3 separate regions of the Mus musculus genome follow, and all the other regions are linked to region 3. Evidence: chromatin loops called from intact Hi-C (ENCODE). Cell type or tissue: heart. All regions are shown on one strand.

Region 1 (8,000 bases), 150 kb before region 3:
ACTAGCTCACAGAATGTTCTTTTCCTCTGGTCACAGGAACATTTAAAAGGAGGGCTGAGCATGTGGCTCAGTTGGTAGAGTGTTTGCCTAGCACAGGAGGCCCTGGGTTCAATCCACAGTATCATATAAAACCAGGCATGGTGACACATTGTAACTCCAGTACTTGACATGATCAAAAGTTAAAGGGCATTCCTTGGCTACATAATGAGTCAAGGCCACCCTGGGATACTTGAAACCCTGTCTCAAGAAGGAAAAGGGGCCTTTGACCTTCTGTTGCGTTAGAAAGGAACACCAAAATCTAGGGTATTCTTCCCCACTTTGGGTTTGGGGGACAGAAGGGGAAATGGTAGAAAGAGAACCGGTGAACATGTTAATCCACTAAAGGCCAGAAACTGGGGCACTGGAAATGGGAGCAAACTGGCCTGCCCGCTGTTTTGCAGGCATTACGCCCATGCTACAGCTGATTCGCCACATCACCAAGGACACCAGCGATGAGACCAGGATGTCCCTCCTCTTTGCTAACCAGGTCAGTTCTGCAGAGTCAGCGCAGAGTTTGCTGCAGTAGCATGGAATGTTCCGAGTCCGGCCTCTGTATGAATTCATTCCTCCCCCATTGCCTGAGGGCATGCTGCTTGGCTGCCTGCGGCTGTGGGAGGCTTAGTGGGCTCAGCAAGCCTGCTGCTGGCAGCTGAAGACGCTAAGGCCAGGCCTAACCTGTTTGTTTCTGCTTAACTCCTTTCTTCCCTACAGTCCTACTCCATACACTGAACTTTCTCCTCAATTCCCAGTCTGTGTTAAATATGTATGTATATGTATTACTTAATATAAATAAGTATTAAATAATGGGTGTTCCTGCTGGACATTCTAAGTTCAGAAGAATATACATGCTTTCATTTGTCTTTTTCCCTATATGTACTATGTATCTATACATGATACATCCTCATACACGCACAGTTTTTTTTCACTTAGTAGTATCAACACAGGCATTTTCCTCTTGCTAAGTTTAAATATTCACACCAAAGTAATGTTTTACTAAATATTCATTCAGGTTCTCTCCAGATTTTGGTCATAAACAACAAGTAATTATGAGTAATTGTTAACTTTTATTTTCTGAAACAAAGCCAGAAGTAGAATTACTGGACAAGAGCCATGGAGGGTTTGATGACCCAAGCCTGGGCACTCTCTTGGAGCCTTGGTCCACTTTTCCCAGAAGCAAATGTAGACCACCTTCCCCTGGCTCCTCAAGAGAAGGCCAACCTGCACTAAGCTTGTGTCCTTTGGCCTGCTAGGCCTGACCCTAGATGCAGGGAATTGAGTGGGGACTTTTGCATGCAGTCGGTGGTCTGCGCAGCCAGTCCTTCAGCCAGAGGGCAGCCTTGCTGTTGGTACCCCCACCCCACCCCTCAGCCCCTCCAGCTCTTTAGTCACTCAGACAGGGAGTAGCAGGAGCTTGTCTGCCCCTGGAGTCTGGCAAGGTCTTGATCTTGGACAACGGCAGTTCAGTTATGAATGTGCAGACCCATGGGTTCAATCTAGGGAGGCATATTGGCTGTTTCTAGAGGGCCCTTTATAATGTTCCTTCTTTTCTAGACAGAAGAGGATATCTTGCTGAGAAAGGAGCTAGAAGAAGTCGCCACGACTCATCACAAACAGTTCAACCTGTGGTATACCCTGGACAGGCCTCCCAGTGGTATGACCCATGTTACTCTCCTTTATTCTGGGCCAGCTCCACCCTTGGACACACCTATAGACTAGTCTCTAGCTTTTGTCTGTTTTGTCTTTAAGGTTTACTCCATAGGAGATTATGCCTGGGGGCTCTTGGTCTATATAGGGCGTACAAGAATCTGAGTGGGAGGATATTGGGAGCAGCAGTTTTTAATGGGAGTCAAGGGCAGGTGTTAAATACCTCTTCCACACGCCACACACTGCACTGAGTATAGACTCTGAGCCACCAGGCTAATTGAGCACGTACTCTGCAGTCAGCACATTGCACCTAATATGACCCCTGGCCCCTTAACCTCGTGTACCTGCTCATGGCTACTTCTTACCTCCAACCTCTTCTGGACAGCAGACTTCAAATGCTGAGCTTCAGTCAGCTCCTGCAGCCTCACCTAGCATCCCAGGAACTTCCGTGCACCTTGCATCATGCATTACACATCTCCTGCTTCCCTGATCTATACTGCCTATACCTATAAGCTGTCCACCAGTGTGACCTCCTCACCTCCCCCTAACAGCCCCACTTTCTACTCAATGCTTAGAGCAGAGAGACAGCATCCCGAGTCTCCGAGAGCCTAGAATTTGGCAAAAATGCTATGGACGGCAGGGAAGCCACATGTCTGCTTCTTGAGTCAACTATGACAATCAGCAGTGCAGACTTCCAAGCGTTTATAGGGTAGCCTGGTCTCCAGCATCAGGGGCAAATGCAGAACCATGCTTCTTCCCCTTTCTGCTTCATTTCAGACTGGAAGTACAGCTCAGGCTTTGTTAGCGCTGACATGATCAAGGAGCACCTCCCTCCTCCTGGGGAGGACACGCTCATCCTGGTGTGTGGCCCACCACCTCTGATCCAGGCGGCAGCTCACCCCAGCCTGGAGCAGCTCAGCTATACCAAGGACATGATTTTTATCTACTAACACCTCCCACACTACTTAGCGGGTCCCTCTCTCTGCTTTAGAGTGAGTTTGGCTTCACCCTGTTCAAGTCAGGTATTTGCAAGGTGTCTCTCCACGCACCCTTGGGCATGATGTTCTTTTGGTTGTGGGCCTAAGAAGTCTTCACAGGCTGAAGACAAAAGTGATTTTTGAGCTTCCAGGTTTGGAGGCTGGGAAGGAAGCCACTTTCTCCATGACTTTCTCCATGGCTTAGCGGAATAAACTGGACTGCTTTGCATTTAGCTCACAATGTGTGGATATGTAGAAAATACACTGGGCAGTCCAGGACTTGCTGATGTGAGGTGAGGGTGAAAAAAGAGTAGGGGTGTGACCAGAACCGGCAATATAGCAATGTTTACGGATAGCATTCCAGCAGGATCCGAACAGGTCTCTATCAACCTAACCACCTATGAACCTTCTTTACATTTCTCTGCTTTGAAGGACAAACTCACAAGAGGGCAAAGGCCTTGTGTGGTCTTCCTTGCCTTGTAAGACACTTTTTTTAAAAAGCTGTATGTCAGGGCAGTAAATCCACAGTAGGTGGGCTCCAGGAATCCCTTTCTGACTCCCTGCATTTTGTACAGCAGATGGCAACATTGGGGATATTTATATTTTAGTATCCTCCACCTTGGCACTGTGTCAAAGTTGGCATGGTTAAGTTTCTTCATTTCCCATTTCCCAGAAGCTGTGCTTCAAATCCCATCATTCAAACCAGACGATACAGGGACCACTATTGCCACCTGCAGGTCAAAGTAAGAATAACATACTGGTGCTCTGCTACTGCAGGGGTTAAAGCTCACCCCAACTCCATTCCTTATAATCTTCCTAATGGGCCAGAGGTTCTGCGGAGCTTTTGTTCTCTAAGTCACACAGGAGGAAACAGACAGCGTTAGTCATGCATTTCCCCAGCCATTCAGACAGTGGGTGGCAGAGTTGTCTTTAAACCTGGATCTGTTTAATTTTATGTCCTTTCGGAAGAACTGGCAAAGTAGCTGCAGTGTTAGCACTTGCTGCAGGATTTGCTACTCAATGTGCGTGTGTGTGTGTGTGTGTGTGCATACGGGAGGGTGGGGGGTACAAGAAAAAAAAAAAGAGAGGAATGGGGTTCCCTGGAGCTCTGCTATATCCTTGAATCTCACCCACAGGGGACCAAACTCCGTCTCAAACAGGCCAGGGAGGGACACTCCCACGTTCATTCACCCAATTGTACTCAGTGTATTCTTTCATAATGACCTCCTCGGGGAAAGACACAACGGCTCACTCTCTGCTACATTGCCCCGCTTAGCCTTGAACTCACTCTGTAGCTCAAGTCATCTGTGAACCCCACAACCCTTCTATCTCAGCTTTCCAACTAATAATAACTAGGATTACAAGCATGTGCCACCAGGGTCAGCTGCAAAGCCTTTCACCACTGGACTCATTCCACATCATTGGATCTTTCATTCCGTAGACCTTCTGGTGATTTCACTCGTCACTGGACAAAGCCTGGAGATGCTTTTGGCTTTCCTAGCTAGAGGAGGTGCCAATGACATCTGCACGGAAGACCAAGGATAGTGGTGACTGGCAACTTGATTAAAAGCAGTACACTTGGAACTCACTTAGGCCACACAGACTACAGCAGCTCAGCTGGTTTGTGTATCGGGTACACATGTGCATATAACCTTAAAGTGAACTGTGAACATCTCAGAGGCATACAATGCTGAAGGGCAAAGTGGATTTGGAACCAAAAGAAAGAATAAAGGAAGTGAAGCAAACACAAATCGGTGGACTCACAAAGGTTGGCATGATGGTGGAAAGGTGGCATTCAAAGGAATTCAAAGCAGAAATGTGACTAGGTGACAGAAGTGGAGAATGGTTGGCAGGGATCATCTAGGAAAGTGAGGGACCAAGTAGAAAACCAGGAGCAGCGATCAGACAGCAAGGCTGGAACTAGAACAGTCATGGCCTGGGAGGGAACTGGCTTGTATGAGACACAACAGGAAAAAACAATGAAGTTTGAGTTTAGAGACAGTCCACTAGGGGGCGGTGTTTGACCAGACACTGTACTTGAGGCAGGTGAGGGGGAAATGTGTGTCTTGGAATGAGGGTAGATGAAAGCTGTTGGGGGATCAAGAGGAGAGTCCTGATTCACAGGCCCAGGCTTCTGGAAGTGGACATGCATACTTCTATGAAGCTGCCCCAGAGGGTCCACTACCCCTCCCCCAAATCATTTCACTCAGCCACTGCAGGACACACAGAACAGCTTATACAACCTTTCCCCACCTCCAATCACAGGCTTTCATGAACTAACAGCTCATTGTCTTTGTTCTGCATTTACCACCTCACCTTCACCTCTGCAGGATCAGCTGCAGTTGGCATATAAAAGTACAAAAGGTAGAAAAGTTGCAGTGGAAAGCAAGCGCTGACAACACAGGGAAACGCGGGGACACGACTGGACACCTGTCCCACCCCTCTGCTTTTGCTCCGGTCAACGCCTACATCCAAAGAGGCCCATAAGCTCCATCTCTTGGTGGCTCTGTGCCAACTCCCCATTGAGGTGAACATTGGGGCTCCACGTGTGCCTCTCTAGGCTCTCAGCCATGAAGAATGTCATCTGTAGTCACCAGCATCAGGGACAGCCAGGCGGGTCATTCAGGAGTTGGTCCTGGCTCAGTAGAGTCTGTAAGAACACAGCCAAAGGGGCAGTTTAACAATCCATAGGCCAAGGCTACGGCATCTTCACAAGAAACAGAGCCCAGGAGTGGCCCATATCCAGCATCACTGACCTACAAAGCTATGGTATCCCAAGGAGCCTGTGCACTAAGTGTTGGACAGACAGTAATGTTAAGATAAAAATGGGCTGAGGTCAAAGCCTGGTATACACAAGTGCTTGTCTTTCTTGCACAGTTTCTTAGGTTCAGTCCCTACCACCACCACCCATACATAGGTACACATAAAACTAAGCCTTTCACCTTAGAGGTAGACTTACTATTTCAAGACCACCAAACATTTGTTAGAGATCACGGGCCAAGATTGTACAGAGATATTTCCCTGTGTGAGCCAAAAGACAAAGTCTGTGTGGCACTGACATAAGGAACTCTTCTACTTTGCCTTTAGACGGTTTTCTAACTGTGGGTAGCCATTTCTTGCTACCGCTGGTTTTCCCATGTGATTTATAAGAGGGCTATCATTGGCCCTGCTTTATTAGGGCTAAATAGTATTGGATATCTGAAAGTAACGAACGCCAGTCTCAGAGGGACAACAACACACCTGAGCTCCTAGAGCTACTAAAAGGCAAATAAGGACCTGAGTCACTCCTACCTTCCCCAAAACGTCTTCACTTGGGACCAAGCTGCCACCCCAGGGAAAGAGCATGATTTGTATTCTTGGGCATGGCAGGCTCCCCTAACTTGCAGGGTATATCTATGATATCAGAGGAGCCATAGGAATGCATGTTCTTCTGTGCCAAGAAGGCAGCACAGGATTCACTGGTCAGAAGTGAATCTGAGCTTGGTCTGGCTGCATGGGTGACCCAGAACTACTTGGGTACCATCATATCATTACCAGCTGAGACCAGGGAAAGGCTCCAGCATCCAGTATGTTTAGGCCAACTCTGCAGAAGGCCTGTGAGCCTGCAATGCCCTGCAGTGTGCCTCAGGGCTGGCTCAGGTTATGATCCACTATCAAGCAGCATCATTTCCTCTCCTGTGGCCATGAACACCACAACACCCCACACCAAGCTCACGGGGCCTTACTAACCATGCCACCAGGAGGGGAGTCGGAATCCTACCGTGAGGCGGTGGATGTCTTGGGAGAGGAGCCCTATCTGTGTCACAGTGCCTTCGGAAGGTGCCATCTGTAAAACGGGCAGCAGCCTAGTCAGCACACGGGTGAAGTCCATGCTTTACAGAGACAGTGGCATGCAAAGCCCCCTCTGCCCAGGTGCATCCCCTCCAGGCCATATTTCCCTGGAGGGTGGACACGGTGTGTTCTAGGCCCTGAGAAGTGTCAGCTGGTGAGACCCATGCAGTTTCGGTTCCTGCACTGCATGCACACCCACTCTGCCGAAAGCCACACTCAGCAACTAGCACTCAGTGTAGAGATGCAGGCCATAGACAGAGCCTGTCCAGCAGTCTCTTGCACGTGTCCAGTGGTCCATCTATTTCCAGAAACAGAGAGCAACAGAGATGAAAGCCTCCAGGTTACTGGACAGGAGGGTGATTTCCAGGCACAGGAGCCCAGATAGCATTGCTGTGGTGTAAGAGGGCATCTTCAGGAGGCTGCAGTCTCTTCGTGACACAGGAGTCTCCTTCTTCTGCCTTCCTTCTCCCTCCCTCCTCGGGTACTGCTGGCCTACACCGTCTTCCTTGTCTGGAAGCTGTAGACATGGAGGTACCAAGGGCAACCTCTTGCAGAAGAAAAAACTGATCCACTAAGGGAATGAGAGTCTCGTGAGGCCACACAGATTCAGCAGCAATACAAGCCCATGCAAGGACTGAAAACAGGTGCATGCGGCCCCTTACTGGGACATAGCTAACAGGACACAAAACCTAGCCTGACCTACTCTACAATAGCGTTAGCCACTGGGTACCAGAACTAAACACTAGTGTTGCCCAACCTGGCAAGCTTGTGCCCACTTCTCTTACTAGCTGGACTTCAGAGGAGGTAGCAGTCTTAAGTAACAGACCATGGCTGAGCCTTCTGTATGTATTAAGAACCAAAATGCTAAACATCACCTAAATCTGAGGTCAAATCAGAATGTCATAATGGGGCCATCACTCCTGCCCGCCCTACCAGATGGATAAAGCACTGCTGTTATTGAAGCCCACTGGACCCAGGAGTCAAATGTTGGCCAGTCCCAAGCTGGAATTTCCTGAGCAGAAGCTCGGACTGGCAGAGTACACATCTCTCCCTGGTCATTGTCTGGCCAGACACAGGCCATCTGGTGAGACCATTACCAGCTAGTCTGTGTCTAAAGCAAGAGACCAGCTCTGTTTCTACTCTTCCAGGAAACAGAAGTGGGCAAGATGTGAAAAGCAGAGCTTGCCAGAAAGGCTGCCTGTTCATCACCCCACCCTTCACTCTAAGGCTCATGCTGCTGAAATAGAAAACTAAATAGGGTCTGTGTGACAGATGTAACCTCTAGCCAGGGTGTGTGTGACACCCTGGCTGCTTCTATGCTTCACAGAGGGATATGAGGCCCAAGGCAATAGGGCCACCGGCATCCTCTGACAGATGTTCCATCTCCTTGATTGAATCCTAAATTACAGGCCCTTAAGCAGACAAGTGGATATCACCCTCCCTCCAGTCCCCAACAAAATTAAAAATGTTTCACACTTTCTACATAAATATTGTTTTTATTATCAGAAA
Region 2 (8,000 bases), 120 kb before region 3:
GAACGTCAAACCAAGAAAAGATTTAGAACTACGCTCTGAGCAGTGAAACTCACAGCAAAGGCATCAACCCTGCCTACTGCTCGCCATGTAGGAACCTAGTCATAGTCTAACTCTGGCTGTCAGAGTATAATGTGGGGCCCAAGTCAATCGTTGAACTGCAGCAAGGAATCAAGTGAGTACCAGTCCTATTGGTGACTCTTCTGCCTGCCAGGTTTTGCTCAGTGTTATCACACCCTGCAGCCAGTATTCTCACTATTTTCAAAAACTACTGTCTTAGTTACTGTTCTATTTATTACAAGAAAGAGACATAGTGACCAAGGCAACTTTATAAAAGAAAGCATTTAACTGGGGGCTTGCTTATAGTTCCAGAAGGAAGAAGTTGTCCATTGTCATCATGGCAGGAAGCAGACAGGCATGGAGCTGGAGCAGTCACTGAGAGCTTTACCTCCTGATCCACAGGCAGCAGGCAGAGCAAGAGAGAAACCGGGCCTGGCGTGGGCTTTTGAAAATGTAAAGCTCATCCTGGGTGACACACCTCCTCCAACAAGACCACACCCCCTAATCCCTAATCTAGATAGTCTGCCTGACAACTAGGAGCCAGACATTCAAATTTATGAGCCTATGGGAAGGGGAGGGGGGATGTTCATTAAAAACATAACAGATGCCAACTTCTGACATGTGCTCTGATGCAGAATGCCACCCACCCAGCCTGCCTGCTCCAATGTAGGGCGTCACATACCTCAGTCTCTCTGCTTCATCACAGGACTTCATCAGCCAGCCTGCTGCTCCAATACAGAGCTTTACCCGCTCACCTAGTCTGCTCTCGTGCAGAATTCCATCCCCGCTCCCAGCCTGCTCCTCCAGTGGAGAGCTCCAGGCTTCCCAGGTCGCATGCTACCAGGTTAATAGGAGGAATGAAGGCCACTCTTAAGAGACTTGGTATTTCTCAGCCTTCTCGATGGTTCTGAATAAGCCTCCCCTCACATCCTCCAAATGGGACAGAGATATAAAGGAAAACAGGAGATGCAAGGTCAGGCTTCAAAGCTCTGCAAAGCTCACTATGAAGCACATTCTTCTGCTCTGGGCTGTACCCAGAATCAAGAGAGCAAAGTCTGGCTACTCCATCCAGCTTACTGAGATGGACACCCATTATGGACCACACATCATTTGGGGCCTGTGTGTCCACTGGCTTATGGATAATGGTGCCAATGGCTCCTAACAACTCTAGCCTTAGGATTCTCAACCCAAATGCATCTCATTTCCACCAGGGTCAGGATATTCTTTAGAACTAAATCTCTCAACTTTTCTTGCATGGCTCCTCGCCTGTGGTTCTTTAGTGTGGTCTCTGCTTTCAATGTTACTCTTGTCTGCTAGCCTCACAAGTAGACTTCAGTGAAGTGGGCCTACTGAATCAGAGTATAGCATCTGGCTCTCAGGGGTCTCTTCTCCTTGAGGCTGGCCTCTATATGAGGTCACTGATGTACTATCGATCCTGTCTTAATTACTTTTCTATTGCTGTGATAAGACACCATGACCAAGGCAACTTATAGTTTATTGGGAGGGGGGGGTGTAGTTTCAAAGTCTAGTCCATGACCATGATGGCAGAGAACATTATAGCAGACGGGTGGGCAGGTATGGCACTGAAGCGGTAGCTGAGAGCTTATATAGTAAGAATGAGGCATAGACCACTAGCTAGGAATACCGCCCACTACCCGATGACACATATCTTCTAAAAAGGCAACATCTAATTCCTTCCAAACAGTTTCAACAACTGGGGACCAAGTATCCAAAGTATGAGCCTTTGCCACAGATCCCAAAGTCCAAGTGATTTGACTCAACCTTCACTCTGAAACAGCCATAGAACCAGGAAAAACTACAGGCTCTCTGCTATCTGTAGAAAGCTACCTGTCCCACAGCTAGATGGATGGATGGATAGCCCCATCCAGAACCATGAAAACAATGGCTCTCTCAACCATAAAAAAAAAAAAAAAAAAAACCCTGCTGCTTGAGATCCTTGACAATCAGAAGCTGGCAGTGTGGCAGAGAGAAGTGCTCTGGGTCCCTGCAGGGCAGGAAAACATCTGCACCCCTACAGGACTGTGTCTTACTAAGCTCAGGGCACAAACCCTACTGTTGTTTATTAGGATGAGCCACCTTGAGGGACTGAGGAGGCTGACACTGAAAACTGAACAGCTTACAAATACAGAGAGGATTTCAGTTTGGGAAGCTGCCACTTCAGGAAAAAACAGGACAGCACAGAAAGGGGAGACCCAGGTCCACACCTCGCCTTGGCCACTGAAGTCTTGTGTTCTTTAACAGCAAAATCAGTGTCAAACACAACCATAGCACTACTCTCTGACTTAAAAAAGAAAAGTGTGCAAAGGGCTGGGTGGGTTCTGGTGGGAGGTGTTTCACACCTGGTAATTATTAAAGACGCCTTAGCATCTCACGGATCCACATGCCAAGGCAGAGAGCTTGGGTGGATTAAAAAGAGTTTCTTGGTTTTATAACAAAGGGTGATGTGTGCAACTTCAAAGGTCTCACCGGGGCTGGACTGGCAGGAATGAGTGCCGTAGTGGAAAGTTTTGAGCTACTGGAAAAAACAAGGCTCTTAAATTGGTGAAAACACAGCCAAGCACACACAAGGCTCTGTGCTCAGACAACAAAAGTCCATGTCAGGCCAGGCCTGCCTGGTGGTGAGAGTGTGGGAGAGTTACTTGCTCTCTCTAGGCCTCCATTTTGTCATCTGAAAAATGGTTAAGCATGTTATGTTTATACATGGAAATATGACTATATAAATACTAACATCATGTGCAGCACTTCTCTTTTAGTAACTTAAATCATCAATTTTCAAATGGGGAAAAAAGCACAATATATACTTTTGTATAAATCATCACCAGAAACTGGGGAAGAAATGTAGAGGGGGCAAGAAAGAGAAGAGAAAGGGAGGGAGAAGGGTGGGGGTGGGGCTCATAAACAAAAACACCTGGTAGGGAGGAACCAGTAACAGTGGCAGCAGCTGGGTGATCTGAGTGATCTTTATTCCTTTCTGTTTAAAAAAAATTTTAATTATTTTATGAGTTCATACATAAACATACATGATGTGCCCACATGTGTAATTATGCACCACAGGCCGGCAGTGATGGCAGAAGCCAGTAAGGCTTGTCAGGCCCCTAGAATTAGAGTTACAAAAGGGGAATGGGGGAATGATTGGGGGAAGAACCGAGGGAAGGGGAAAGGATTGGGGGCGGGAGTGACCGACCAGGAAGGGGGCAGTGAGCAGGATATAAAGTGAGTAAGTGAAAAATAAAGTAAAAACAAACAAGCAAACAACAACAACAAAAATGTGAACACACACTGAACACTGAAATGCCTGCAAAGCGTCACCAGGTGTCACCTGTGAATGGCTCTACAGGACCTAAGGGAAAAGCAGAAGTGTTTTCTCTTAAGTGGCAGTGTCCCAGGCTTCCTCCAGGAGAAACTGGACCTAGAGTTTCCTTCTTCCTCCTAATGCCCAAGTGAAGCCCTTTGTTATTGAATCCTACTATCTGTCACTCCCCAGAAGGCACAGTCCGGTAATGTGACAGCCACACAATGCTAGTGAGCAGATCAGAGTGACCAGAACTTTGCTTCTGCTCCAACAGTCTCTTCTCTGTATTGGGAGATTCAGTGATCTTTTATTCATTTTGGAATTTATTATATATTTTTCAAACAACAGACTCCTGAGCTGACAAGATGGCTCAACAGACAAAAGCTCCTGCCTCCCCAACTTGACAACTCAAGGGGACCCACTTCCTAAGTCCCTGACCTCCACAGGTAGCCAGAGCACATGCTACCCAAACATCGGTGCTCCATCCATCCCACCCTCACACACTCTAAAAATAGCTTAACTAGTTTTAGTGCTATGTTTCCTATTGTTCACCTGACAACTAATTTAACATTTTTAAGACATAACACACAGACAAAAATATTTAAATCTTTTTTTTTCTATTTTTGTTTGTTTGTTTTGGTGTACTGTTGTTTTCTGGGACAGAAGCATGCTATTTAGCTCAGGCTGGCCTGGAACCCACTATGTAGTCTAAGATAGCCTCCAACTGCAAGTGACCCTCCTGATTCAATATGCTGTGGGTATGTTGGGATGACAAGTGCCCCAAGATACCTACCCAACTTAACACTACTTTTAACCCCTGCAGTTCAATGAGGAGAAACTTACAAGAAAGAAGAAAACAATATCCCACTAAAGAATTTCTTTTCGGTGTCCTTTATACAACAAGCTCCCCAATACAGTAAAAATGATTTGGTTGAATAAATAAAGCAAGCTTTATCGTTTGAGAAATGCATGATTATTATTATTTCTAGAAAACCAATAATGACAGGAACTGCTGAGTTTACACAGGTGTCTCCAGCAATCCCAACAGTCACACTCCCGAGTTCTGCTGTCACTCACCTGCCAGCCCACTCGCCCACTCTCCCAAGAACCTCCTTGGCTAAGTCAGGGACAGAAGGATGCTGCTGGGGAAGGAGGTAGGGCCGGGGAACCTCAGCGGCTCTCACTTCAGTTTCCCAGGCTCCTCATGAGGAACCTTTTTACAGCAGAACTGCACTACAGCCTAGGTGCCACTGTGTGGGGCTGGTTTGCACTTCCACACTTCTGTTGTAGGGAAGCCTGAGAGCGAAGCCCCTCCCAGCAGGGGCCCCACCCCTCACCCTCCTCGGGTGCCTCCTACTGCCGGTTACCTTGGTGGCCTTCAGCTCCCACTCATACTGGTTCCGCTCGTTCTCCAGCTCCTCCACCTTGATTTTGAGGTGCTTAAGCTCTTGCAGTAACTCCTGAAGAGAAGAGAGAGAATGTCAGAGCTGTGACAGATAAGGAGCAAGCAAGAAGGCTCCAAACTGGATAAGGCTCATGCAGAGGGGGCTGGGCCAGCAGCAACTGTCGACAGCTGTCTGGAGCCAGCAGGCTCCGTGTCTGCAGCTTTGTGCTTTAAACTGGTCTGGGATCCAGGAAAGGCTGTGTTGTGCCCGTTTAAAAATGAAGGCCAGGGAGTTTCAGACATGAGAGAGAAGAAACTGCAATGTACATATGTGTGCATTTGCATGTGCACATGTAGGCCAGAGGACAACCTTAGGTATATTATTTAGTTTTTTAATTTGTTTTTTCCTCTAGAACAGGTAGGTCTCTTGCTGGTTGGCCAGCAAGCCCCAGGCATCTGCGTGCCTCCACCCCACACTGCTAGGACTACATGTGGGACTGTGGGGTTAGGGGGCGAGGGGAGTTATTTTATTGTTGATGGTAGTGATGGTGGTAGTTTTGTTTGTTTGTTTGTTTTAAACATTTGTTATGGAGATAGAACTCAGGTCCTCATGCTCATCACTTTACCAAGCAAGCTACCTCCCAGGCTAAAACTCAATATTATCCTCTTATTCGTATATCCTGGCATCCCCTTCCTCTGACATCTGAACCTCCATGAGATGTGCCCAGCTCATATACAGGTGTCACAAGTAGACAGGTCAAGCTTGGGAGTGGAAGGTGCAGAGATGCTGACGTGGAGGCAGCTTCCCTGGTAGTGGAGAGAGGAGCAGGAAGCGAGAGAAGCATCTATTTCTCTGTGAGGAAGGTGGGGAGCCAGAGGAGGAAGTGGCAAGCCTCCGAGGCTTCACAGGCCGTAAGAATCAGAGAACAAACGCTGAGTGCCAACCGCAGATGCCAGCATGAGCGTCCTGTTCTGACGAGGAGGTTAAACTAGAGAAACAGGAAGGCATGCAGAGAGGAATCCAGTAGAGGCAGAAAGTGAGACTGCCCACTGAGGTGGAACAGAGATTAGCTGTCACATGCACTGGAGATGAGACTGGGGAGCTCCGGGGTGGGAAGATCTACAGATGAGTGTTCACTATGGCATTGTGGATGGGAAGTCAGTGACGCTGCCTGACTGAGGAAGGGATGTGTAAATCACTTCTGCATACACATTTGTACAGGTGGTAAGCAGGGCAGGAATTTAAGCTCGCATCCTCTAACTCTGGGATCTCTGGTTGAAAACTCCCTCAAGAAAGGGGCAACACTCAGCAATGTTATCTTTGTTGGTTTGTTCTTCTTCTTTTTTTTTTTAAGATTTATTTATTATTTATATGTAAGTACACTATATCTGTCTTCAGACACACCAGTAGAGGGCGTCAGATGTCATTACAGATGGTTGTGAGCCACCATGTGGTTGTTGGGATTTGAACTCAGAACCTTCATAAGAACAGTCAGTGCTCTTAACCACTGAGCCATCTCTCCAGCCCTGTTGTTTGTTTGTTTGTTTGTTTTGTTTGTTTGTTTTTTGGTTTTTTTCCCTGAGGCAGAATCTCAAAGACTAGGCTGACCTGTAAACTCACTACACAGTACAAATCGGCCTCAAGCTTTCAAACCTGCTTCTACCTTCCAGACCCTGGGGATTACAACATGCACTGCCAATGTGACCTGCCAACACTGTTGTCTTGAACCAAACTTTACTTCGGTTCAGATAACAACTGCTTCCTATCCGAAGAACTGCCATAAAGGTCGTTAATTCTATTTGGGTCCAAGCTTTACCCATGTCACATCCACGAATGTTGTTATGTCTCATTTCCCTCCAAAAGTACCACCCAGAATGCAGTGAGTGTTGGTAACCTGAGTAGCTTCAAATAGTTGATCCTTTGTGCCCTAGGCCCTATGGAAAACCTCAGTGCTAAACTCCCAGAGGACCAATGGCATTAGCACACCCATCTGATCATGGCACTCCCTTGCTTCTCGGAGCTAACTCATGACCAGCCTGGCCTGGCCTGGCCTGCCCCGGATAAACTCTAATATGTCCACTGGAGAATTTTCAACTGCTTCCCAGCTTATAATTACCCCATTCTCTTTCTACCTGCCCACCATGTTAACTCCTGCCTACCCTTCAGCCTACCCAAGCAAAGACCTCCCCATCACATTAAAACGCTCTCTGGGACTCTTCAGGTGTTTCCTACAGATCTCCTGTAAGGTTTACCTAATGGATAGTTCTGTTCCCTTCTGTGAGGTCTGGGGAGCCTTTCTGAACCTCTTACCCAGCAGATCCTGGCACATAGCTGTTGATGAACAAACACCTGATACTCAAGTCATCATTTAACTGGCTTAGATGTCTTTGCATTCTGAGATAATCTACCATGAAGTGACACTCCTTCCACATGAATCTTATAAGATAATTTATTAAAAATGACTTACAGCTGAGGTAAGTATTTCTTGATACTTATTTAAAAAGGGTCCTCTAAGCTAAGGTGACTGTGCCCTTGATCTTCATCACTGGGCTCCGAGACTTTTGGTTGCCTATTTAGATTTACCAGAGATTCGGAATCCTTTCCTAGTAATATTGTTGGCCCTGCCTGAGCCGTTCCAATGCCCAGCAGGCAGGAAGAGTCTGTCTGTTTTGTTCCTATCTTGGGGGGCGGGGTGCTGCTCAGTTTGCTCAGAGAGGGCACCATGCCAGCTGGGGACAGAATTAAGAAAGTACAGGCTACTGCTGTCTGGGTTCTTGTGACTTCTTTGGCATATGGCCCAAAAGGTCATGAACTCACTCTATTGTGATTATTATGTGGATATTGTTTTCCTGGAAGTTCAGGTGATGACTTAATTATTCATAACAAACGAAAACCCTGATGTGTTTACTCCCTGGGGTGAGGGATGTGGCTAAGCTTCTCTAAAAATTGATTTGAAAGGATTTTTTCCCATGATGCTGTTGGGTTTTTTTCCCTTAAAGAGAATCATACAATGGGACTTCATTTAAACATCCAGTCCAGGGGGAGGGATAAGTGTCTGGATCATAGACTGGGAAAAAGAATCCTGAATCTTGCTTTGGCCCAAATCCCCCACCACTCAGAGCCTGCGATACATCTTGATCCTATTCCTAAAGATGGGGAATGTGGCCTTCTGAGGACTAGTTTCACCTGCTCAAACCCTGACTGATGATGGTCCCAGAGCCCACCTCACATCAAGAGAGGTCTGT
Region 3 (8,000 bases):
TTTCAGCTTGCTGGAGACAAAGCTGAGTCAGAACGCCTCTAGAAGTCTGGGGCCTTCTGGAAGTCTCCACAGAAAGCTCATCAGCTTAATTTAGGGTACCCATCTCCTACAAGGCTTTTTATCACAAGTATTAGAGATAATAACAGTCCCTGAAGAGAACCACTAGACGCAACAGACTGCCGCTTCAGAGTTTATACGAGACAGAGCTCACCTTCCCGAGACTCTAAAAATAAACACACATAGGTGCCTTCAAGCACAAACAAAACGAAATTCTAGGGTAGCAAAGGGTAAAGGAAGTGGAACTCCTAAGAGGAAGGAGGAAGCAAGAAAACCAGTGACTCAGGAGAATCCAAGCCCAGAGTTTTAGCTTTACTTTTGTGCACAAAGGGGTGACCGTCATATCTTATATGGAGTCACACACTTTATAGGTCTTAACGTTTAAAACATGTCACCTATATATTCATTCTTTCTCCCTCACCAGGGGATTTGAAACAGTAATGAATCATAAATAGATCTGTATTTCAGGAGAAACCATCCCCACACAAACTTATGGACACACACAAATTAGCTGCTGACCAGTATTGTCGAAGTAGTGCATCCAAAATTGAACTAGAATTCTCCAAGAACTGTTCCTTTTCCTAGAGTCTTATTCTGCCTAACCAGTATAAAGGCTGACACCTCCCTTTTCCTGGCCCTGGTATTTCTAGGGTCTCTTTTGTCTACTCACACTTCACTCTCCTCATAATTATCTGAATTGGCCTGCCAGTCTCCTAACTGGCCTTCCAGCTGTGGTCCTTCAGGCGCTACCAAGTCCAATAGTGGATCCCACCCGGCTGTTATTAGAAACACCTGGAGAATGCCAAACATGCCTGGGACCTACTTAACCTGAAGAGTTTGCAAAACTCCGAGGCCTTCGGAGAGTTTGTACATCACTCTTAATACTTGATACAAACAAGAAAGAAATAGGTTAGAAATACAGAATGCCAGACTTCACCCCTGACCCACAGTGTCAAAAATCTACTTTTGAAGATCATCTCTTGATTCTCAAGCTTGTGTCTGAAGCACAGGGCTCTAAAATGTCAGCTGACCTTTCTCTCCACAAATGTTTACTAGATTTCTGTCAGGCTGGGGGTTGGGCAGGTCAAAGTTCAAGGACTCTAACTTTGATAAGCTCAGCAGACCACAGTCAGTCTCTGCTTAATATCCCATACATTGAAGTCTGTGGCCTTGGGCCAGCTGGGACCATTGGTTTTGTTGTTATTTTGTTCTGTCTACCAATCAGGCCAGGAACCAAGAAGGACCAGTAGCCATTTCTTATAGACTGAGTTTGCCTTATAGACCTCTCCATGGCCCAGGTCACCGCTAACATCTTCCTGTGACATCCCTCATATAGATTGATCCTTCTTAAAACCTACCCAGATTTTCCTTATTCTGGTGAAAAAAAACAAACAAACCCCTAGAATTTCTGTAAGTTTGTTCCAACCTTCATCTGTCTTTATCTCTTACATGTATCTCTTATGTTATCCATCCACTTAGCATATCTGCCTTAGTTACCAAAACACAGACAATAGTAGCAATAAACTAAAATCGGCACATCATCAAACCTCAGAGTGATACCACTAATATATTATGTGAGGGCTGAGTGTTGTTGCTCAGTGGTAGAGCACTTGCCTAGCTAAGCATTCACAAGGGTCTAAATGAGATCACCAGTTCCCATCACCATCAGCCTTAAATAAAATCCCAAATGAAAATAACAACAAAAGACTTAACAATATTCCACTTCAAAGTCACGTAAATATGCATACAAACGGGCTGGTGAAGAAAGAAATAATTTCTAATCAGATAACATGTTTAGTATACCAATAGTAATCTAAGACTGAAGATTAATTAGGTCTGTAATTGACTTCCTTCCTGTAGTTGAGCATTTACCTTAACAAAATACTCGGTAATCTAATAAACACTACAGTCTACAATATAATCAATTAAGGACCAAGAGAAATGAACACAGGCAGAAATAAAACCAAAATATGAAGAGGAAGACTGATCTATATCAAATATCTCAGTGCTCTAAGAAAGAGCTGAATGCCTATTTGAATCCTACCGGAACCTTGGAAGTTCTAGTTTTTAAACATATAATAACCTTATTTTGATCGGAGGGAAAAGTATGGGTCTGGCGTCAGGATGGAAGGAGGGAAGAGGACCCACTTTTAAAAACAGAAGCATCCCCACACCCTAATCCTGCCTTGAGCCTTTGGGAAGTGTGTTGCATTTAGCAATTAGTGCACAGAACTGCTCCTGGCCAAAGCGCTCTGGACCAAAGGTCTATGGAACAAACCCACCTAGGTATCTCCAGTTGATGCCACTGCTGCCCTCACGGGACTCAAGGCTTGGGTCAAAATCGCCCGGAACTCTGAGATATCGGAACACCCCGGTATCCTGGGGACCACTCTGCCACCTGTAGAAGCGCGGGGCAGGTGGCACATCCAGAGCGAGGTCGGGTAGAAAACTCAAGCAAATCCAGGGGAGTTGCTCCCTTTTCTCAGTCTCCCAGACAAATAAGTGGGTCCCCAAGTCTTGAAAACGTTCGAAGGTCTAAAAGACCACAGACGCCCAACTACCCATGTAGTTCTTGGATCTGGGGGTACTCAGTTCCCGGGATAGCGGTGAGCCGAGGCAGGGAGACCCACTGACCTGGATGCCAGAGTGCAGCTTCTCTCTCGGAGGCTCAGGTATGCAGGTCGCTCCTGTGTCCCTCACACTTTCCAACATAAGAGCGGAGAACCCAGTGACAGGCCACTGGCCCAAGGACCAACTGCCAACCAAGTGGCAGACCCGCCAGCACCGACCCGGTTCGGCACCCACGTGACGGAGGCGGGGATCCCAGAGAGGCTGGTCCCGGAGTGTGGCTCTCTGGCTGCTGGGACCTTCCCCCTAGGAACCGCCCCTCTGCCACCCCTCCTCCTTCTCCCGCACCGCAGTGGCCCGCGAGGACCCAAGAGCCACAGTTCCAGTTCCACAGGGACTTGCCTGGTCAGCCCCGCCCCCAGGCAGAGCTCCCGTGCTGGCTCAAACCCCGCCCCTCCCGGGAGACCACGCCCCTCTCTGGGTCCAGCCCACTGCTTGCACCTAGGACTCTTGCACTCTTCCGGCCGCAGAAAGGACCCTAGGCATTTTCCTTGTGTCCCACTGTGCTCAGGTCTCCAGAGTTTTTGTAATCTGTCAGCAGGACGAGGAAAGCGTGCGGAGAATTGCAGAAAGGAGCACCGAAGCGCAAGCGTACACACACACACACACACACACACACACACACAGCGGGCCTTGTGTAACCCCATTGAGATTAAGGGTAGTCTAAGACCTGTATCATTCCCAATCAGCCCAGACCAACCCCAATTTGGGTTCCATGTCACTCTTAGATCTGTCTAACTCAACCTCCGCCGCCGCTCCCCCCGCCTTTCCTGAAGGTCCCTCTAGTGGTTAAAGCTCTGGTGTTCTGTCTTGTGAATAGCTGAAGACAGAACACTTCCTGTGCCCTGCAAGGTCAGGTACAAGTATGCAAAACAAACAAACAAAAAAAACCTGGAGACCGAATCCCAGCACCTACCTCGAGCGTGCATAAGGCCCTGGGTTTTACCACAGCTGCTTGCCCTACCCGGGCCTCCAAGGGCCGGTTGCTCATTTTATCTGCTTAGAATCTCCAGGGCCTCAGATGGCAGGGATACAGGGACTCTGGCAGGAGTCTCTACTAAGCTGGACTCCAGTTGCTTACACCTGGAGTGTTGACAGACACGACTCGTCTTTTTTTTTTTTTTTTTTTTTTCAAAATTAGTCTAAAATTACTGGTATGACCAGAGGCTTGCACACATGAACAGAAGATCATAAATACTGTGGCAAACAGGTGTGTGAGCACTGCGGGGACATGGCCAGCAGCAGAGCAAAGGCAAAGCCAGTAGAGGAAGATTGGGGCCCCAGACTTGTGTCACAGCAGGACACCCTTCGGTTCTTTCACTTCCTTAAAATAGCGGGTGAGAGGCTTTTGGAAACAGAGCCTGCGCAGTTCATATAAGTTCAAGTGTGGGCAGTTCCAAATCCCACTGGTAGCTTGGGGCCACGGGGGCAGTTTCTTCCCCCAGGCCCCCAGAAACTGCAGCATTTTCTCAGAACTATACAATTATTTTGTAAAATGTTTTATGAACTTGGCTTTCTCAAGCTTCTGTGCAGTTTGGGAAGGAGCTTTAAAAGTACAGACGCCGGGCGTGGTGGTGCACGCCTTTGATCCCAGCACTCGGGAGGCAGAGGCAGGTGGATTTTTGAGTTCAAGGCCAGCCTGGTCTACAGTGTGAGTTCCAGGACAGCCAGTGCTACACAGAAAAACCCTGTCTCGAAAAAAAAAAAAAAAAAAAAAAAAAAAAAAACAACCAAAAAACAAAAAAAAAAGTACAGACGCTCTCCTCCCATCTCCAGAGGGTCTGATCTCTTGGCGTTGGAGAGGATAACCTGCATATTCGGAATTTGAAAAGCTCCCCAGGTGATTCCAATGTGCAGCAATATAATAAATAACCATTTCTGTGGGTCATGGAGACACCATCAATCTTCATTTAAATCCAACCAGAGTGGAACTGAAAAGCACACGTGAACGATACAGAAGCAGGTGTTCCAGGGCCCTCATGCTGTTAGGAAAAGCAGCAATGAACAGGTCCTTTCCAACGAAAATTTCACCTAACAGGGATATCCTGCCTGTGGGGATTCTGTGTACCAGGGTGTACTGTTTGAGACAAATCTATCTTGCAAAACTATCAAATCCCAACATTTCCCGGATAGAAGCCAGACAGCACGCTACAAACTGTTCACTGAACTTCAGAGGAACCATATAGACAGAGCTCACTCCTTTGGATGATGCCCTTGCACCCTTCAATGTGAGTAGGTCATGTTCTTTGTCAGTAAGGTAGGTGACATGACTCTGCCCATAGAGCAGATATCGACCCTGGATTCATGGTGCTGGTATATCACAGTTATTCATTCATATCAGCCTCATTCTGCAAAAGATTTAGGCTCTCAGGGCCATTCCATCAGAACTGTGTGGGTCATTCCATTCTGCCAAAGATCTACTCAGATGCATGGGGGTGGATCTCTCTTCACAGCCTGTGGGCCCAGCCTGGACTTGGCAAAGACAGAGAACAGCTGCAAGCACACAAAAGCAAGCCTTCTCATATGACCAACCTGGAGAGGCAGAGACCTCAGCACATGACACAGGCTGGCACTGCAGCCTCACTTATGACCTAGACTCAGCCAAGTGGGACACACGTGGGAAACACTTTGAAAAAGAGCCCCCTCTCAAGAGTCACACTGCCCTCTGTAACGCCTAGCATGTCTGCTGTGGCAAAGCTGCTATCTGGCTTCCATCCAAATTAGAATCTTTACCAAGGGCCTTTGTGTGTTAGGGACCGTTGTTCACAGTAATCCCAACACAGTAATACTGGAACACTTCTGTGGTGATGGGATGTAGGCAAATAGAACCTGATGAGATTATTTGCTTAATCTCACTTTTATTACACTGAAAGCTACAAGAAAGAAGCAGGCAACAGAAAAACAAAATGGGACTAGAATTGTATCGTTACCCTTGGACTGGTTTTTTAGAGAAAGCAGACTTTGAAAGACCTGTAAGACCTTGTACAGACATGAAAACAGGCTAAGGGGCAGAGTATTATTTTTAGGCTGAATTGATGGACACACTGATTAAGGATAAGTGAGCAAAGTGTCTTAACTTCCTTCCTTGGGTGATGGAAGTACTAGGAGGCTTGCAGCCTTTCCTAGCTCTTTCATTTTGTCCTTGCTGCTTTGAATAACCCACAGGAACTCTTACCTCTAGTTTAGCAACTATGAAGGTGTGTTCATACCGTACCAAAAAATAAATAAATAAACAATGTAAAAAGAGCTTTGTAACTAGAAAGTAACATCCAACTATTCATGGTTTTACATTGTCACTGTATCCACTTGGCCTGGCAGAAGGGCGAGGCTAAAGGAAATAAAAATCAGACATCAACAAAAAGTGTTATGGTCTTCTGAGTGAAATGTGCCCTATGGGCTCGTGTGAACTCTTGGTTCCCAGCTGAGTGCAGGCCTTGTGTTACTATGATGAGGCATGAGTTACTATGAGGGCAAGCCTTTAAGTATCTTAGTGTAGCCTCTCTTCCTGTATGCTCCCTGCTTCCTAATTACAGATGTAATTTAAACATCTGCCTCATGCTCCTGCTACCACACTTTCACTACTACCATGATGGACTATATCCATTTTTATTAAGACAAGACCTCCTGTATTGCCCTGACTGGCCTAGAACTTACCATGTAGACCAGGTTGACCTCAAACACACAGAGATCCACCTCCTTCTGCTTCCTGAATGTTGGGGCTGAAGGTGTGCCTGGCTCCCTTTTTGTTTGTTTGTTTGTTTTTTGTTTTGTTTTGTTTTTTTGAGACAGGGTTTCTCTGTATAGCCCTGGCTGTCCTGGAACTCACTCTGTAGACCAGCCTGGCCTCAAACTCAGAAATCCACCTGCCTCTGCCTCCCGAGTGCTGGGATTAAAGGTGTGCGCCACCACGCCCGGCCTGGCTCCCTTTTAAAACAATTAACTGGCATAAACCTTTTCTCCCTTAAGTTGCTTCTTGTCAGTTATTTGGTCATAGCAATAAGAAATGTAACTAATATAGTTGGACATTGGAAAATCTTTATAAGTATTTGAAAAAGAGGACAGCGTCTGAGTGAAGTCCAGAGAAGTCAATACCAGGACTGGCAAGATCCTAATTGCTGGATGGGGAATAGAGCAGAATTAGAGGAAATGCTGGAAGGCAAAAGGAAAGATTGGATGTAAGTAAACCAGACAAAAGAGGCCTTAAGCCCCATCAGATTTGGGTCAGGGTAGGGTATTGATCAATTGAACTGTGACCGCATCCATGCTTTCAAAAGATACTTAAGGCAGTGAGTGACATTTGGGAAAGGAAGAATATGTATTTCAACTTTTAGAACCTATTCCTATGTGCATCGAGAGGGCCAGATACTCCACTATAAAGGGGCTGTGACCTCAGTGTCCCGGAAAACCACTGCCCAAGTCACACTGCTCTCCCTCCAATGCCAGCCATTACTCCAGAGGCAGCTTTTTCTTTGTCTGGAGTTTGTAAATGATCTGATTGCCTTCATTCCAGGCATAAAGCTGCTTATCTCTGGGGTTGTAATGGATCATGGAGTGACTTCTTGGCCGCCTAGGGAAGAACAAATTGGGCAGATGCTCCTCCCTGACAGTGCCCAGTGGATCATAGACACAGGTGATTCGATGAGAGCCCTGGCCACCGGAACTGTAGACAACATAGAGGACCCCACACAGTAGGAATGAAGCTTCCGCATCCTGGCTTCTACACGGTGTATCCCATGAATGTTCTACTCCCAAAGTGTCAGGCTCAATTTTTGTGAGAACCAAATGGCCTTGGATACCTGGTCCTGAGTGAATGGCCCAGAGTCCGTGTTCATCCACAGCAAGGTCAATGTACGTAGAGAGAGAGTGTTGATAGATGGGTGCTCGGCCTGCCCCTCCTGGGAGAAGCATTCGATCTTCCACAGTCTTCTTCTGCAGATTATATTTAATTATCTCATTAGAAGTTCCTTGATTGTGAAAAAAATAGAAAGCTTTGGTAGACCACTTGCCCTGATCCCTGCCAGGAAAGTGGTAAGATTAACTTACGGGGACCAGGCTTGATGCTATCTTCCATGAATGCCCGCAAGTTTGCAAATTCCCAAACTGTGTTGTTTCTGGATCCAGCTAATAGATACACTTTTGCAGAGTTACTGCCAGCATCTTTCATCCAAGAGCCATCTGGGTCCACGGTCTTCTTCACTATTTTCAGAGACTTTATAGCCATCAGCATGTTGTCACAGCCTAAGCAGACAGGAGAAAAAGAACAGGTTATTTCTCAACAAGTTATTTATGAGGTATCTACTTTCTAGAATACTCAC

What was found. A loop is a pair of places that touch in the nucleus more often than their neighbours do. Peaks named below come from ENCODE experiments on the same cell type or tissue, not always from the same donor. Only the 100,000 strongest peaks of a DNase experiment are listed, where the experiment ranks them.
Region 1: a loop joins it to region 3, with 2.0 times the contacts of the local background. A loop is called at or near these places in 4 of 42 quality-filtered maps.
Region 2: a loop joins it to region 3, with 2.8 times the contacts of the local background. A loop is called at or near these places in 3 of 42 quality-filtered maps.

The regions. Positions count from the first base shown.
Region 1 is chr7:107,744,857-107,752,856 of GRCm38, reverse strand. Ppfibp2 (PTPRF interacting protein, binding protein 2 (liprin beta 2)) reads right to left here. Exons shown (of 25, transcript NM_008905.2): 25 at 7,960-8,000. Cyb5r2 (cytochrome b5 reductase 2) reads left to right here. Exons shown (of 9, transcript NM_177216.4): 7 at 441-526; 8 at 1,591-1,690; 9 at 2,461-4,402. The coding sequence ends at 2,633. Among named protein-coding and RNA genes, the nearest start is that of Cyb5r2, 9.2 kb to the left of the region's middle. In heart, CTCF peaks have their summits at 3,398 (motif pointing left) and 4,675 (motif pointing right); no DNase peak of the experiment used is centred here; H3K27me3 peaks cover 1,250 bases.
Region 2 is chr7:107,705,610-107,713,609 of GRCm38, reverse strand. Ppfibp2 (PTPRF interacting protein, binding protein 2 (liprin beta 2)) reads right to left here. Exons shown (of 25, transcript NM_008905.2): 7 at 4,738-4,830. Among named protein-coding and RNA genes, the nearest start is that of Cyb5r2, 48 kb to the left of the region's middle. In heart, CTCF peaks have their summits at 4,622 and 6,153 (motif pointing right); DNase peaks (open chromatin) are centred at 4,679, 5,709 and 7,439; H3K4me3 peaks cover 705 bases; H3K27ac peaks cover 1,501 bases.
Region 3 is chr7:107,590,071-107,598,070 of GRCm38, reverse strand. It overlaps Olfml1 (olfactomedin-like 1), which reads right to left. Exons shown (of 3, transcript NM_172907.3): 3 at 6,706-7,923. The coding sequence ends at 7,640. Ppfibp2 (PTPRF interacting protein, binding protein 2 (liprin beta 2)) reads right to left here and starts at 3,020. Exons shown (of 25, transcript NM_008905.2): 1 at 2,692-3,020. In heart, a CTCF peak has its summit at 3,473; DNase peaks (open chromatin) are centred at 2,970, 3,430, 4,000, 5,220 and 1 weaker place; H3K4me3 peaks cover 1,707 bases; H3K27ac peaks cover 1,122 bases.